2 separate regions of the Mus musculus genome follow, and region 2 is linked to region 1. Evidence: chromatin loops called from intact Hi-C (ENCODE). Cell type or tissue: gastrocnemius. All regions are shown on one strand. Each heading gives the region's core, and the rest is flanking DNA. Links, peaks and the distances in the headings are about the cores only. Region 1 overlaps Efnb2 (ephrin B2). Region 2 holds the start of Gm31135 (a long non-coding RNA gene).

Region 1 (8,338 bases), core at 252-8,251:
CACCTCTAACCCCAGAGTCTAAGCCACAAGTGTATACCTTGTATAAGACGTAAATCCCTCAAGGGAGAGTGAAGAAATCCAATAGGAAAAGCCCCTTCCCTGCCTGTCTTCGTCCCCATTGTGTTCACAGTAGTATCTAAATCTGGTTTTGGGAAATACATGTTTTTCTAAATCAAGCTTTTCATTGATAAGCTATGAAGTTAAGGGGAATGGAGGGAAAGTCAATACACACTCAGGCCTGCAAGAATCCCACAGAGAACTGCAGGCATCCAGCTGCCTGCCCTGTGAACAATGGCTGGGATATGCAGCGCTCTCTGAGGTGTCCACCTGGCATGTATCCCTTGCCAAGAAGAAGAAATGAGTCAACGACCTAAAATCTGTGTTTTAGATGTAAACTTAAAACGGACTCCAAACAACACAGGCAGATACTATTAGTTTCACACTTAAACATGCAGCCATAAAACCCGTTAAAACCAAGTTAGTCAACAGAACTCTACCTTCTCCACAGCCGGAGTCATACTCTGACTTGTTTTGGCAAACCGGGGTAAGGATCATCTTGCAACCAAAACCAGTCGTCACCTACATCACTTGTACAGCATCAGCACCTAGCTGCCAGCCGGCAGAGACCACACACCACTCCAAGGCATTCTGCACCAATCCCATCCACTTTCCCTGGGGAGTCCCTGAGGGCTCACAGGGAGCACTGAATAGAAACAGGTCACTCCTACAGTTTCCCCAGTGAATCATTTCCAGTCGGACAATAGATCCCATGACTTTGTCTCCAATACGGAAAGAAGGGAACTGGGGAAAAAAAAAAAACGCAACTCTGAAGTTGGCTTTCCAAAGCCAGAGGCTTGGTATAAAATGATATGATGCCAGAATCTATTTTTACCCATGGGTTGCCTATTGATTTAACTCAAGTTCGAAAAAGTGCTTTGCCAAACTAGACTCTAACAAAGTGTCCTACGCAGAATACTTTGAGTAACTCTAATGGTCTACATTAAACATTAATATTTAGTGATCTAAATTAGATCTCTAATAATTTAAATTAGACATCTCAACTTCATACTTTTTATTGTTAAAAAAAAAAAAAAAAGCTCTTGATTAGCATCCCACGACTTGACATTCCTTAATGTTTGTGGCAGAGACCGTGCAGCAGAATTAATGAGTAGAGGGGAAAGCACAAGCTTTCGTGTGAACCAGACTGGTTTCAAATGTTGGAGTAATGCGTGAAAACATACTCGGGGTTGGAGATGGAAGGCTGAAGCATGTGACTTCTATCGGCATAACAAATCATGTCACCAGGAGCCTTGCCTCAGATGGAGACATCTATTGCCAGCTTTGCCTCTGACCTTGACCCTGTGCCATAGGAGATGAGATACTTCAGGGCAACTGAGCTGAGGACCTGAAGTTTTTCTCTTTCACCAGGAAAACCTCAATTTTCCTTACTCCTCTTTTAGTGTCTACATTAGGGACCTAAGTGCGGACACCCCATGACTCCATGTGTTTCCTCACATTGGCAAATCACAAAGGCTAATGTAGAAGCTACAACAAGCTACTCAATGCTGATGGTGTCTGTGGCCACACACGATACATAGAAATGGGCAGTCTCCACATTTGGTGAATCAGGTCAGGTGAAACTCCTCCAGGATGGAGTAGTGTGTCTTAGAAATGCCAAGCAAGAGCTCCTGATGACAAAATGTCAGTCAGTACCTAACACGATTCGCCAGACAAATTGATTTAAGTGTTTCCTATTTCTGCACCATTAGGCCAGATATAAGCATCTGAAGTCTGGCCTCAGAGTTCAAGGAGCAGATGATGCACCCAGGTTATAGCCACAGAAAACTGTAAGTTTTCCTATGTGCAGGACATTGCAAAGCCAGATTCATAAGCCAATCAATATACAGTGCCGTCTACTAAAACATTCTAGCCTTCTTTTCCTTTGAAATGACATCTACTGTGACCACACACTTTGCAACATCATTTTGGTCAATCATGGACCACATATGGAAAGGTTCATGCCACAATTATCTGAGTCTGAACATCGAGCCGTAGTATCAGATCCACCTAAAGAGATATTCTTTGAAGACACCCCACTGTAAGGCAACCCAGGACTGTGTATGACCATGGCACACAGACGACTTACTCCACCTGCAGATAGACCCACCTGTAAACCATGTGGCCTGCACTGGACTGACCACAGAGACCAACATTCACAGAACATTGCATCACTGACAGTTAGTTACCTGTAAACTTTTGGAACTATGGTGATTTTTAAGTTTCTGTGGGTTTCAAAAGTCTTCCCAGCAAACAGTGATTTTGTGAACAAACTGGACATTACTTTTAAATGTACAGCTTCAAAAACTAAACTTGCTGAGCCTAGACACACAGGTCTGTAATCCCAGCTACTCAGGGGGACTAGGGCAAACGGGTCACAGTCCTAAGGTCTGCCTACACTACAGGGTGAGTACAGGGCGACTCAGTGAGACCAAGTCTCGAAAGAAGGAACAGAGAAAGAGCCGAGAAGATAGCTTAGTGTTGTAGCGCTTGCCCAGTGGGACCCCAAAACTTCAAACAATAAGCAAATGTAAAAACCTGAAGTATATTTTTGAAACTAGCTTTCTTGGCTCTGATTTTGGAAAGCATTTTAAATGTTTAAGGCTTATAGATACTTTAACTTTCTGATGCAACGCCTTAGAAAGCACCATGTGACACTGTGGCCTATGTGTTAAACAGGCCTCTAGCCCACAAATTTAGAACAGACATTTATCCAAACCAGAAAAATAAGAGATAAACACAACTAGATTTTCATCACTGATAAAATCAGGAACAGGCTGACATTTTTAAGGACCCAGTTTTACACACTGGGTCATCCCAGAAGGAAGAGCACCCCAGTTACATTAATACACTAAGCCAGCATTGTATATCAAGGGTACTTGGAATCTGTCCCATTCTGGGAAGCATACTTTTCTTTATAAAATGCTTGTGTTGCTTTTTAACTCAGTGGTAAAGGCTAGAGGAAAGAGGAGACGGCAGTGTGTAAGCTGGCTCACCCTCCACCAAGTATAGACCCTAGGATCTTTCAGGACCAGGCCAGTCTCCTGCCTCAACTCTGCAGCACCTGTGATTTCCATATGCAGTTAGGCCAGCATGCCCCAGCAGGTGAAGTCTCCTCTCTGGAATGTTCCGTGCAGTGTGTGAACTTGATACAAGCGGGCGGAATATTCGGTTGTGTGTTAGTTCCATTTACTGCCAGAGTGCTGCTGCGGATTAATCAGTTGTTCTAGAAACGTCCTCAACAGAAGGGCTTGTTATAAGATGAAAAAAGTAAAACAGTAGCGCCCAAGAAAGACACTGCAATAGCTTCCAGAAGAAAGTCCTGGGAATCATTTTTCCCCCTTTTTAGTGAATAGCACTTTACTGCCCCCTTTGGCACTTTAACATGAGAACAAGTTTCTGCACAGACTTATTCTGAAACCAGAGAAATAGTGGGGTGTACAGCTAGCTCTAAGGTATCAGGTTCACCCAGAACTAGGTTACCAGATACCAGGCTCAGAGTAACAAGTAATTACCCTGAAGCTTCCAGCAAGCACACCCCTACGTTCTTAGTGGCTCCAAACCTTCAAGAAGTAGGAAGTAATTGGAGGCTTTAACTGACATTTTCTGCTTTAATTCGAAGGTGCATGTGTGTTGGAATAGTGGCCTGTTTTCACAGGTGCCCCCTTTCTTTCGGTTTTCTAAAACAAATGCCCTGTGCAACTTGAGCTCGATTTATTCAAGGATAAGAACAGGGGCCTGAAAGCAGGTTGTACAATTGGGGGACCATTAGAGTGTTCCAAATGGGAGACAGCGAGGGGTGGGGTGTGCATTTCAACCTTCACACCAACCACAAGCCAAACCTTTTCAAGAGCCGAAAGATGAGAAGAGAAGAAATCCAAGCACCGCGAGAGAGCAAGCGCACAGCCCCAGAACCAGTTCAGCAGCTCCAGCAGGTGGGAGCTGACAGAGCACTGGAGGAAGGGACCAAGCTAGTTATCAAGCACTAGGAGAGGACTTTCCTGCTGGCCCGATGACCTCACACTGCATCCCACAATCATACCACGGGGGATACTTCCCTCCTAACTTACACCAATGAGTCACAATGACATTAAATGCCACAGCTTACACCTCTGTAACAACTGCATGAAAACTGACTCCTTTTTATATTAATCTCCTATTTGTGATATGATGCTAAACAAAATACTGGTAGCTAAAGTAAATTTTATCTTGAAACGCTCAAAGATGATATTCTCACCGTTTAAACAGTTTCTTTTCCTCTCCCAGGAAAACAGTACAGGTATTTGCTTCAATTCTATCTGTGCAATGTTTTTTACTGTCTAAACACTTTCATTCCGCAGAAGGGCACACCTGTAACAGACTGAGGTTGAAAATGTATTTTCTGGTCATCATTTCCGAGTCAGACTTCAGCTGTGTGATGTAGATACCACAGCTGTTTTGTCTTTTTGTTTTTGTTTGTTTGTTTGTTTGTTTTCCCTTTTACAAGTTAACCAAAACTACTATTTAAATCTGCTATGGAATTAACAACAAACCCAAACCCAGGTCTTCATTTATGTAATTGACCTAAGAGTATTCTCTGCCTATTCTACACCACTTCCCTTCAATTAGGAAAAGAAAAAATTTCACAAAACTTCTGTGGCCAGCTACAGCAAGACTTGAGGACCAAAGCATGAGCTGGAGGATCGGGGCTGTGCACTGAAGAAGCAAGAGGGGTAATGGTACGTGCCAGACTAGCCAGCTGGCAAACCAACCGGGTCGGCTCCATGATTGAAACTGGGATTTCATAACCTCAGTGACAGGAGGCATTGCAGCCTTCTTTCCCAACCGTAATTTGTTAGCACCTGCACGGTCATGTTTCCAGCCGTGCTTTTAGCAAGAGTCTATAAAGGAAGGTGGACCCCATGTTATTTATAGGCCAGGCCCTAGAGGGAAAGATGGCTCTCACAGAGGAAAGGTCCAAAGGGCACCTTCAGCTGGTTCTCTGTTGTTTCAGAGCCATTTGCTCGTTTACCTCAGTGGTGAAGTCACAGGGATGAAAGCTACGTGTAAATTTAACAAGGAGTGAGTGGTTTGCCACTCCAAGACCAGGTATCCAGGAGTAGTGCTGGCTGTGCACACTGTCCCTTCACCTCTCTACCCCTCATCCCCACCAGCATACATTTCTTTCTTCATTTAGAAGCGTTCTGCCTTTGTAGAAATCAATTCACTCTGATCTAAGGAAGGCCGTCCCTTCTGTGAGGTGTCCAGCAAGCAGAAACCCTTCCCTACCGTGTCCTACCCCTCATCTCTTCCCCTACAGAGAGGCACTCAGACAGTGCCTTCTGCAACACAAGGAGTAGGTGCACGAAAGACGGAAGGGACCATGGCACTCAGCCTTGTGGGTCTGAGAGGGAATCTCCTTGACAGGCAAGCCTAATAATCATAGCAACAACACAGTTTACAAGGTTGTGTGCGATGACTTTACAAGCCCCTAAATGGCAGCTTCCCAGCACATCCTCCTTCCCAGGCTCCAGCACAGGGGTCAGGCACAGGTTCCCTTGGGAGTGGCTGGAGTTGTCTTCCTCCTGTCACATCCAGTGGAGAAGGGGAAGAAGAGAGAGGAAGAGAAACCCAGTACGCAACAGAAATGAGGAGTAGAATTGGTTACTGATACAGATTACCCTTCACCGTGTCACATGGTGGAAACATGAACAAATGGGGCTTTTGGGTAACTCTCTTCCCTGGCCCAGACACAGGACACCCCAGAGTCACTCCAGCAGGCTCCCATTGAGCAAGAGAACTGGGCAGGGAGAAGCTGAGAGAGAAATGAGCCAGGAGGAGCTGAGATGATGCCATGCGGTGGAGCTTCAGAGCCTTAGAAGTGAAGATGCGGGGTTGCTTTGTCAGGCGGGCAGTTTGTTCTGGTCTTAGGCAGATCCAGTGGAGAAAATGCAAATCCAGAGGCGCCACCGCGGAGTCCAGAGAACCCCAGGCCCACCAATATTCACCGCCTGGCTTCCTTAAACAAACTGCTCCAAACTTGCAGAACATCAAAAGCCAGATGGGCTGAACTGAATGAATCCACAGGCAGAAAGCCAGCCTCCCCGTTTGCTGTAGAAATAGGCCTGGACTTGATTTGAGTCTTCTCAGCTCTGACAAGCTGGAAGCTGGCACCGTTCCCAAAATCCAAAATAAAATGGCATTTAATTGTGACTAGACTCTAAAAAAGATGTCATACTATCTCCTTAGTTTGACACACATTCAGCAGCAAACTGGAGATGACTCTGGAAGCCAGACTTTCTCCCAAGGGGGAACTGACCAATCAGTTAAGTTCTTAAAAGGAAAATGTTGATAGTCAAAGGACTCCTACACAATAAATGCATTAATATGATGTGCCATAAAAACTGCCTAGTCATTCTTAGTTGGGCTGACAATGACTGTGCTTCCGGCAGGCTGACCTTGTTAGAAGTGTGCTTCACAGGGTCTCTTTGGAACTGTACAGCCAGGATAAAGGAGAATTACTTGGTGTTCAGACGGACACGGGAAGACCACATTCAACACTTGTCTTTTCTCTACCGTGTGTGCATTACTTTGAGCAAATACACCCTTAACTTTCCCGTAGCCAGCTTCGTATGTCATCGTAAGAGAACTGAACAGCCAGACACCTGAGCACTTCAGCCAGATCTGCATCTTAGCTTCCTAACGACCCAGGGAAACTCGGTTAACCAGTTCGGTCCCAGTTTCCCCAACTAGTCGTAAGAGGAGAATATGAGATTATTTCCTTTTGGTGACTGCAAGGAAGTTTAATGAGTGCTGTTATATAAAATGCAGATCAATAGGAAACAAGGGTTCTAAATGCAGGGAGGGAGAAGCCACTCTGCCCATCCCTGAATTCAGCTTGGATTCATGTATTCCCTCAAGGACAGACATCTTTTATCAGAATATACAAAATGGTTTTGTACAAAGAAGCTGAACAGTTGAACAAGACTATCCAGAGTTTGTACATGCACCTGAGTTCTAAGACAGCACTGGCGGGGGGGGGGGGGGGGAGCAGAGAAAGAGGGTCCAGCCTGGTGATAGACGAGAGACAAAACTAGACATCATTAGAGAGCTTAAAATACTAATGTTAGGCTTCATTAACAGTGATTTTATTTTTTTTTCCTTGCATGTCAATGGTACTCAGTAGACATCAGTAAATTTGACTAACAGTAACTGATGTTGACTGGTTTCATGTGCCAAGCTCAGAGCCAGGCCCTTTACACATTTAATCCTGACCACTGTTTTATTACTCTCTCTCACCACTACTATGTGATTGTCTCTAATTTAAAGGTGGACGAATGAGCAACACAGAGCATATTGTTCTAAACTGCACAGCCAATAAATGGCTAAGCAAGGATTGGCTCACACAGGTGACCTCCAAAGCCCTAGCTCTTGGTCAGCCACCGTCCTGGTGAAATCAATTGCCTGACTTGCCCATGATGACACTCACTTTTAAAACAATGGGTATTGATAATCCCCACATCACAAACGCTGTTGAAATCAATGAGCTGCTGTCTCACAGGATCTGTTTTTCCCACTCATGGGATTTGACTCTGTGCTATGGATATTCAGAGACACAAAACACATTACAGACACTACTCTAGGCTGAAACTGGCTTGCGCACTACTGTTTTTCAGCAATCTGCCGTGACTGCTTAGAGATACTGCTCTCATTAAAAACTCAAGTTTCTTCTTACATGGACTGCTTCCCTAGCCAGGACTGGCCACCTTTCCCCGGACCCCCAGGCCCTCTCTCTACATACAACACCATGGTATCCTAGCATGGAATGTTTCTGTTTCTATTTGGCTTTCAAATCTCAAAGATTGAGCCAGGTGATAGTGGTAGATGACTTTAATCCCAGTACCAGGGAGACAGAGGAAGGCAGATCTCTGAGTTCAAGGACATCCTAGTCTACAGAGTGAGTTCCAGGAGAGCCAGGGCTACTCAGAGAAATCTCAAAAAACCAATCCCCCCCACCAAAAAAAAAAATCAAGTAAAGAGAATTTTCTGCTTTGACTTTATTCTCAGTATAGGGCCTTATTGAATTAATTAACCAAGTTACCACTGCCCTTGTAACCTCTAAAAGGAAGGTAAAGGCCAGATCACCTCCTGGGTCCTAAACAGCCTTTGAAAGTAGGAAGACTGCTAGATTCTCTTCCAAAAAAGGTTGACCCAAGGCCATTCTCCCATATGGTCTCCCACCACCACCAGTAGTTGGTAGCATCTGGGAGCTTGCATTAAAAGTGTGTATCTCTCAGCTCCA
Region 2 (8,338 bases), core at 60-8,059, 160 kb before region 1:
ACGGCCCCTCCCTCCCACAGCGTCCTCCCCACCCCCTCTTCTGTTCTCTAATGCCGTTTGCTGCCACGGGCTTTGTTTTCAAAATAATCCAAACTCAGGCTGGGACTAAGAATGCCTGTCACCTCCCAGAACTTGAAAGAGATTTTTAAAAATATGATTTATGGGGTTAGAGTTCTTGCTATACCCTAGGCATTGCTCTAAGGCTTTTATATAAATTAATAGCTTTCTGCCAACCATAGGCCCTATTAGGTAGGTACCAACACCTTTGATAGAGAGCACAGAGAATGTGGGCATCTTGTCCAAGAGCTCTGAAGAGATTCCATAGCTGAACTTAGACTAATGCACTTATAAGTTTCCAGGTGAACTATGGGTAAAACTTTTAAGGTTCTCTTTTGAACTCAGCATTAGCTCTTAAGGCTGTCGAATATTAAATAATTTTTTTAAAAAAGAAAAGAAAAAAACCACTTTAAAGTGAAAGTACTTCCTAAGTTGGGCTTTTGCCTCTCAAAAGAACCTTAAAGATAGGTTTATCTGACCTGCCCATATAAGGACCTCAATGTCCTATGTTGATTTAGATTCTAAGCTTTCCTGCTTAAACTTATCCTATTGATGGTAAGCATGGCTTTCACTTTAAAGGTAGATCTTTTCCATTATCTATTCCCTAAGGCCGCATCCCCTGGCCTGCATCTCTCCAGCTTCACAAATTCCGAGGCTTGACATCCGAAATCCCCTTATCAAATGAGATTGCAGCCTCTTTTCCCAATTTAAAGGCAATCGATATCCAGGTACAAGAAATGAAGATAGAGCCAGAGCAGCTGAAAGTCCTGGCCTCAGATCCTGGCTGTGTAAGCAAGATAGGGTCCCTGACAGAAGCAGAGATAAGAAGGGTTTCCTAAAGCCCAGGACTCCAGCCTCCCACTCCCTGGGCCTAGCCCTGGTCCCCCAGGAGCCTTGGGCATCCCAAGGCTGCCTGGTGAGCTGGAGGCTGGGACTTGTGAAATCAAGGTGATACCAGACTCTTTTCAGCTTCAATTTCTAAATGCCAAATTGTCATTTTAGACTTACAGATCCTAAATGAGCCCTGGGTTTCCCTTGCTTGAGGCCATATACAACCTAGCCAGGGGTCTGCAGACCTGATAGTCCTCTTCCAGAACCGAACTAATTGGTGCCCACTGCTTTATCCTTTGTCTGTTAAAAATAGGACACATGGCATTTCTGTTTAAAATGAGTTAGTTGGAATGAAGAACAGGTCTTTAATGTTAGCACCCAAAAGGACAAAAGTTTATCATAGAACAAAGGAGAGGGGAGGGGAGGGAGCACAGAGAGGGCACACCTTGCAGGACCTGCCAGTCTCCTGAGCCAGTACAGCCAGTACAAAGGCCACTTCAGCTTTGCCTGTAAAGTATCTGGATTACAGAGACCAGGATACTGTAAGGGTGTCGAAGCTTTGAGATGCTATTTTTTTTGTCTTTCTTTTGTTTAAGGATTCAAGTTGTGAGTAGGAAGTTGTGAAAGGCTGCGCAGGACTTTCCCTCAGCGATGATTGGGGGAGCGAGGGATCTGCAGAACCCCAGCACAAGACACAAGACCCACAAGACCCTTCCTTCCCTACAGAGTAACTGTTTTCAGAGGCAGGAACACCCACCTGATTTGAAGGAAGAACTGACCTTGCGGAGTAACTGACTCAGACCTAACTACGGCCTAGTTAGCAAAACAGCAGTTTCCCCAAGCCGAGGAAGCTGGCGATGACCCCAACATTCCTTTCGATTTCAAACGCAGTCCATGGACCAAAGTTTCAACTCCTGCCTTGAAACAGTACTATGGCTTGCTCTTTCCTGGAATCTGGAATTATCCTTTTTGAAGAAAGCTGAACCCTGAAGATTTTTTTTTCTTCTTCAGGAAATTGGAAGTTTCTCTGTGGAGCCAGCAGAGCATTAACCAACATCTTAGAGGCCACGGGATGAGGGATCACTTGCTCTGGAAGTGAACTTAAAACAATTATGGAAATGTATATTTATTTGCCTGTGAGTGCAGATGCCCGTGGAACCCAGATGTGCCCAGTGCCAAACTGGAGTGTATGCTCTTAACAGCTGAGCCATCTCTCCAGCCTTCATTAACATAGTGAAATAAACTAAAAATTTACCAAGCAATCAAAAGAAATGTGGGCTGGGTTGGTAGATGGGTTGGTAGAGCGTTTGTTTTGTCCCGCATATGTGAGTTTAACCTCAATGCCACATGGATTGAGTAGTGTAAATCTATCGCCCTGGACACTGTGGAGACAGAAGGCCGGGAAGTTTGTGATGAGGCAGGGAGCTGCTGTCTCTGCAGTGTGCTTGCCACACACACAAGCAGGAGGACCCAAGTTTGGATTTCTATCATCTACGTAAAAGGGGAACACAGCAGTGCAGATTTTAAAGACCAATGCTAAGTCGGCACTAAGACATATGACTGGAAAGTCTACCTGCCCGAATCCAAAAGCTCTAGGTTCAGTGAGAAATCACATGCATGTTTATCTACACATACACACACCATGTGCATACACACATGGGCACAGAGGCCATATTCATGTACATACAGATGTACAAATGCATATGTATTCCCTTATGCACACATGTGCATGTACGTACACACATCACAAGCAACACAAAGCAGCACATAACACTACATGCATGTATATATGTATATATATATATATATATATATATATATACATACATACACACACACTACATATATGCACTATACACTTACATAAGCCATACATGCACAGAAAACACTCCCATCCCCCTACAGCACACACGTGCACAAAAGCACATAGTTATCCTCTGTTGCACAGCAAGGTCAAGGACAGCTTGGCATGCATGGGGCTTTGTCTTAAAATAAAATACTAAAGTAAAAGAAAATAATTTGATTGGTTGTACATCTCAATGAACTTCGGCCTTCAGATACAGCTTGTAAAGTCTGTTTAGCCACCCAAACTGTGAGAAAGGCTTTGCTATGATATTTACAAACTCTGATTTTATAAAAACTAAATAAGCCAAACCCAACAAAAAAAAAGTCTGCACAATTTACCTAAGACTTTCCGATGGCTGCAAGAAGAGTGTGTTAACTGAAACTCCCCGGTGGAGCAACAGCCGCCGCCAGCAGCTCAGAGCCTCCGTTTTAATTGAATTCTCGGAGAGAGCATCACCACAGAGTGCAAAAGGCTTTGTCACTCGGAGCTCCAAGCTGCTCCAGCATCATTAGCATGCCATTACTGTCTGGTAAAACAGTGACTTTGACCCTGTCCTCTAACTAAGCCTTATTCATACTACACAAAGGCAGTGAAACTGGCTTGTAGCTTGCTTTCAAGGAACTCTGTGAACAGATAAAAGGCAGGATACAGCAACGACTTTTTTACTTTTATTTGTGTATTTGTGTATGTGTGTGTGTCTGTGTGTGTGTGTGTGTGTCTGTGTGTGTGTGTGTGTCTGTGTGTGTGTGTGTGTGTCTGTGTGTGTGTGTGTGTGTGTACTGTACTAGCAGTGCCACACAGTTCATATGTGGAAGTCAGGGGACAGCTTTGTGGAGAAAGTTCTCGGATCAAACTGAAATGGCCAGACTTCCACAACAACTGCCTTTACCTGCTAAGCCATCTCACCGGCCTGCTGTTTGTTTTAGAGTTTTTCCTTTTGTTTTTAATACAATACTTGATAACTAGGTATTTTTATCAGACTCCAACTTAAGATATTACTTGTAAAACTAGTATTATACATGCTATGTATTTTAAAGGCAGGAGTGAAGTTTTGTGCGAAGAGAGTTTGGATGTGCACAAAAACCATGTTGGTTTTTGACGAAAACAATAGATAATTATGAGAGTTCTGTAGAACTATGAATGATAACTGCTCCCACCAAAGCTGCTTTGCTGTAAGACATAGAAGCCAAGCCCCACCCCCACCCTGCCTGAGTCCTGCAGGCCAGGAGGAGCAACCCGGAATGAGGCTGAGGGAAATGCCCTGCTGCCCAAAACTGGTTAACTGTAATTCCTTCATAAAGACTTACACTTGGTCAAAAAGGCTGCCAAGAGATGGGAACTGTTTTATTTTGTTTTACTTGTTTGCTTTGTTTTGTTGTCATTTTCACCTAAACTCTGCATTTTAAAGAAATAATAAAAAGAGAAGTAATTAAAAGACTAACTAATCAGAGACTTCAGATCCAAAGACTGTACCCTTTGAAAGTTTTAATCATTGGCTTGAGAAAGCCCATTCCTAGATGTTACTTATTTTGGCAGTTGCTGGGGATTTGAGTCGGGGTCTCCCCAACCTTGTTGCCTACAATTTAGAGAGTAGGGTTTTCACTCAAAGGCATGCAAGTCTCGTGGGTTGGCCATTGAAACAATGCTGAGACAGAAGTTTTCTGCGTCCCCTATCACTGCCACGTTCCTCAGAGCTCCTTGGGCCAGATTTAATACTTACTTTGTGACTCTATCAGGTGCAAGAGAACAGATATTATCCACAGCAAGGAAGTTATCACCCATACCAAGCACATGAATTTACCTTGTTAGCAAGCGTGATGTGTGTTCTAATGTTACTATACTGCTCTGTACCTATAGACCATCAAGTTAATACAGTCACAAACGACTCACCGGAGCATGCACAGAGTGCATGATGTGCAAAGCATGAAAGGAAGACGATTTTGCACGTCTGTACTCAAACAACTTTTGGTCTGGTTTCTCCAAAGAGAAGATATGGAAAGAAACCAAAGTGGTAAGGAGCAGCACACAGTTTGGGGGGAAAAAATAAAATGTGGTAAAACTGTGTTCATTTCACTAAGAGAGTATGGTCACATTAATTAAGATTTGAGTCTAATGTAGGTTTTTCTTCTTCACATAATTTTTAAATGTGATCTACATCTTATCAACCTTGGCATCAAATACAAATCAATAAAATGTGGCAACGTTAGAATGTTATCAGTGATCGTGGACCCAGTTTCTGAGGAAATGTGACTTAAATGGAAAGTATTTAAAATGGCTAAATAGAAACACTGGTCAAAAAAATATGTGGGATAACGCATAATACAAAACAAAGAATCACATTTTAACCTCCATATGGTTCCCTAAGGTGTGAAAATCAAGGCCCAAATTTCAAACACTGTCTAAAAATTCATTTATAGAGGCTTAAATGGTAACAGACTTTTAGGTTTTAAAAAATTCTCATTCTAGGGGGAAGAGGAAAAAAGCCAGCAGCATTTTTCACATACGCCCCTGTTGCCGTGGAACAGAGCCTGCCAGGTAAAATTAATTGTGTCATTGTATTATTTTCTAATTAAAATGGGAACAAACAAGTAAGATAAAAGCCAAAAATAAGTGAGAGAAATCTGGACCGTTAATTGTTTCTGGCTCCAACTAATTTTTAAATGTCTCAGGTTAAGAAACGAGCACACGTTTAATTCTGACAAAACCATATTTCCTAGCCAGACATCAGAGCTCATGGCTGCAATCCCAGAACTCTGGAGGTGGAGACAGGAGGGTTTCCACAACTTGAAGCCAGCCAGCCTGGGCTACTTTGTAGTGGTTTTCAGACCAGCCTGTGACTCTGTGTAAGATCTTGTCTCAAACACACACACACACACACACACACACACACACACACACACACACCACTTTCTCTGCTAGTCACCAAATTAACATTCCAAGCACTGGGAGAAGAATTTGAACCAAATTTTTGGAAGCAGACAGGAAATGCTAATTTTAAAAGCTATTTATTAACATAAACTTTAATCCCAACACTTGGGAGGAGAGGCAGGTGGATCTCTGAGTTCCAGGCTAGCCTGGTCTACAGAGTGAGTTAGTTCCAAGATAGCCAGGGCAATACAGAGAAAAACTCTTGACTTGAAAATGGATCGTCTATTTTAAATAACAGGGGGACTTTTGACCTGTAATGCTGTTTTTGTCAGCTCATTGAATAATTCCTGATTGATTATCCTTTTTTTTTTTTTTTTAATTCCCTGAAGGAGTACTGCTTCCCCCAAGTAGCTGAGACTGGTTTAATAAACACTTGCAGTGTGAATGTGGGTGAGCTTTTCTATTGATGCTTTAACTTCACTTCAGGTTAATCAGCCCACGTCACTAGCGCAAACATACTTGAAACACTAAAATGAGAATGGACCTGACAGGCCCGTGACGTGTACACAATGATTTTACAATTGCTACTTAAAACTAAGTTCCTTTGGTCAGGGTCATACTTTAGATATGTTACCTATATTGTTAGGTTCCACAAAAGAACACAGGGCTCATAGCAACAGGGGCAGAATAAATGTCTCCATGAGATTCCAAGGGCATTAGTCACTTGATAGCTTGTGTGGTGCACAACAAAGCCGGGGCCAGCTAAGTCCTTTCGGATACACAGAAGGAAGGGCTCAGACAAAAGGCTGAGGCTGCCGCCTGATATCCAAGAGCAAATGACAACTCTTAAAACTCTCCCTGCTCTGAACTGCTCAAGAAAATATGAAAGTAATTTTCAAAGAGCATGGCTTGACGCTTCTCTCCTAAAAGAAAATCCTCCCCAGAGTCTCTGATTAAAGAAGGGCGTAATCACTCTTTCTGATTCACTCTGATTTCACCTCAAAGGGGACCCGAGGTTTCTTTATACCAAGTTGACTCTTACTTCAAACCAAAGGCAGAAGAGAGGGAAAAAAAAGTCAAGTCAGTTTGAGCAGCCTCTCCCAAAAAGCTCAGAACGTCAGGTTATTTATAGGTGTTAAACTGAACCTTTAAACACAGAAATTGCCAGCCTCTATCTGACGCAGCGTGTAAGACAAGGACACAGGTCTTGTGCAACTCTGAGGTGGGTTAAATAACTCAGACACAAAATTTATGTGCCTCGTGCCATCACGGCTTCTGACCCAATGCTGTATAGTCTGTAGTGAACGTGAGTGGCGCGCACATGTGTGTGTGTGTGTGTGTGTGTGTGTGTGTGTGTGTGTGAATGAATGTGTGATATGTTGTATGTAAAGAGTCCAAGGCAAGAATCAGTATCCTGTCCTGCCCATAGATGCACAAGCACCCAGCATCCAGAGGGTAAGGTAGTGTGTTCCTTGATGAGCGCTCTGGGAACAAGCCCAGCCTGGAAAGGGTTGAGAGCATAGGGCTGCCAGGCCAGCTCACACTCCCGAGCCAGTGAGCCTGTCCAACTAATCGGCCGGGTTTGTTTGCACAGCTTTGCTGGAGCGTTTGCAGGGATGCACCCCCAGCTCCCCGCAGAGCCTGAGAGAGAGTGGCCAGCCAAGATACCAGCGGGACCAGGATTCACCTGCATGCCCAGATACGGGCAGAAAAAACATAGCACAGTTTGTCCAAACAGCCCTGGGCGCTGCAGGATGGCTGTCCCCGAGGTCTTCCCCCAGCTTTGCTGCCAGGGGACACCAGCCAGGTTTATCTAAGGGCTGAGATACACTCTTTGAAATTCGCAGTCAGGCAGGCCTGCTGTGACCCAGGGAGGGACTTCTAGAGCTCCCCCGGGGAGCCAAGCTCTACCTGGAAACGCTTGGCAGACACATTCAATGAGGTTCCCACAGCCCACAGCCTTAGTCAGCACCTGGTCGGTGGAGTGACTCAGAAATTGGGAGCGAGGAGGGGCTTCAGGTTTTCTGAACCCACTGTCACGTACGTCACGTGATTAACCAAAGCATGAGCCTGCTCAGAACCACAGGCAGGAGCCATCTGCCTTTGTCTTGCCTTTGTTATCTTACAGAACCAGCACGGGGAGGAACAGCCTTTGACTTTCCAGATTCCCCCACCACCATCACCAACCCCCACCTCCAGCAGCAGGCTGGGTGATAACGTTTTTGATTAAGCTCTTGCACACATCAGCAAAGCCTAATTATGAAAGATCTAATAATATATCGCCGTGTTTCTCTGACAACCACGGGCGTCTCCTCTCAGCATCCTCCGAGCTATTGGAAAGGGGAGCAGACACTGACACCTCGCACTAACTGCACAGGGAGAGGGCCAGGCCTAGAACCTTCTGCACAGGACGATTGGGGTCTTTCTGCAACACCCATCTCCTGCAAGGGCAAACTTGGCTATACACAAAAAGGGATTTGTTTGATTTTGTTTTTTAAGTCGGGGGTGTGGGGTGGGGAATTAAGCGTTGTTTGGCAATTAAAATAAGTGGAATGAAGAATCATCTCATTAGCATTCCTCCAGTGGCAAAGGATGTTCAAACCTTGCGACCCTGGCGGTAAGATGCCTCACACTGCCGCTGCTTTATGTATAGCTAAAAATACATTCGGTGACACTTTAACCGGCAAGAGAAAGCACTCCGTTTCTCTATACATATGGAAATAAGCTCTCTCCGGA

What was found. Peaks named below come from ENCODE experiments on the same cell type or tissue, not always from the same donor. Only the 100,000 strongest peaks of a DNase experiment are listed, where the experiment ranks them.
Region 2: a loop joins it to region 1, with 2.1 times the contacts of the local background. A loop is called at or near these places in 7 of 42 quality-filtered maps.

The regions. Positions count from the first base shown.
Region 1 is chr8:8,644,049-8,652,386 of GRCm38, forward strand. The region is part of intron 1 of Efnb2 (ephrin B2); the gene reads right to left. Among named protein-coding and RNA genes, the nearest start is that of Efnb2, 13 kb to the right of the region's middle. In gastrocnemius, for the core only: a CTCF peak has its summit at 3,436; DNase peaks (open chromatin) are centred at 4,810, 5,581 and 6,139; H3K4me3 peaks cover 3,373 bases; H3K27ac peaks cover 1,363 bases.
Region 2 is chr8:8,481,546-8,489,883 of GRCm38, forward strand. It overlaps Gm31135 (a long non-coding RNA gene), which reads right to left and starts at 3,183. Exons shown (of 4, transcript XR_870125.1): 1 at 3,073-3,183. RefSeq lists an enhancer at 6,509-8,338. In gastrocnemius, for the core only: no CTCF peak of the experiment used is centred there; DNase peaks (open chromatin) are centred at 3,184, 5,504 and 7,260; H3K4me3 peaks cover 1,090 bases; H3K27ac peaks cover 1,652 bases.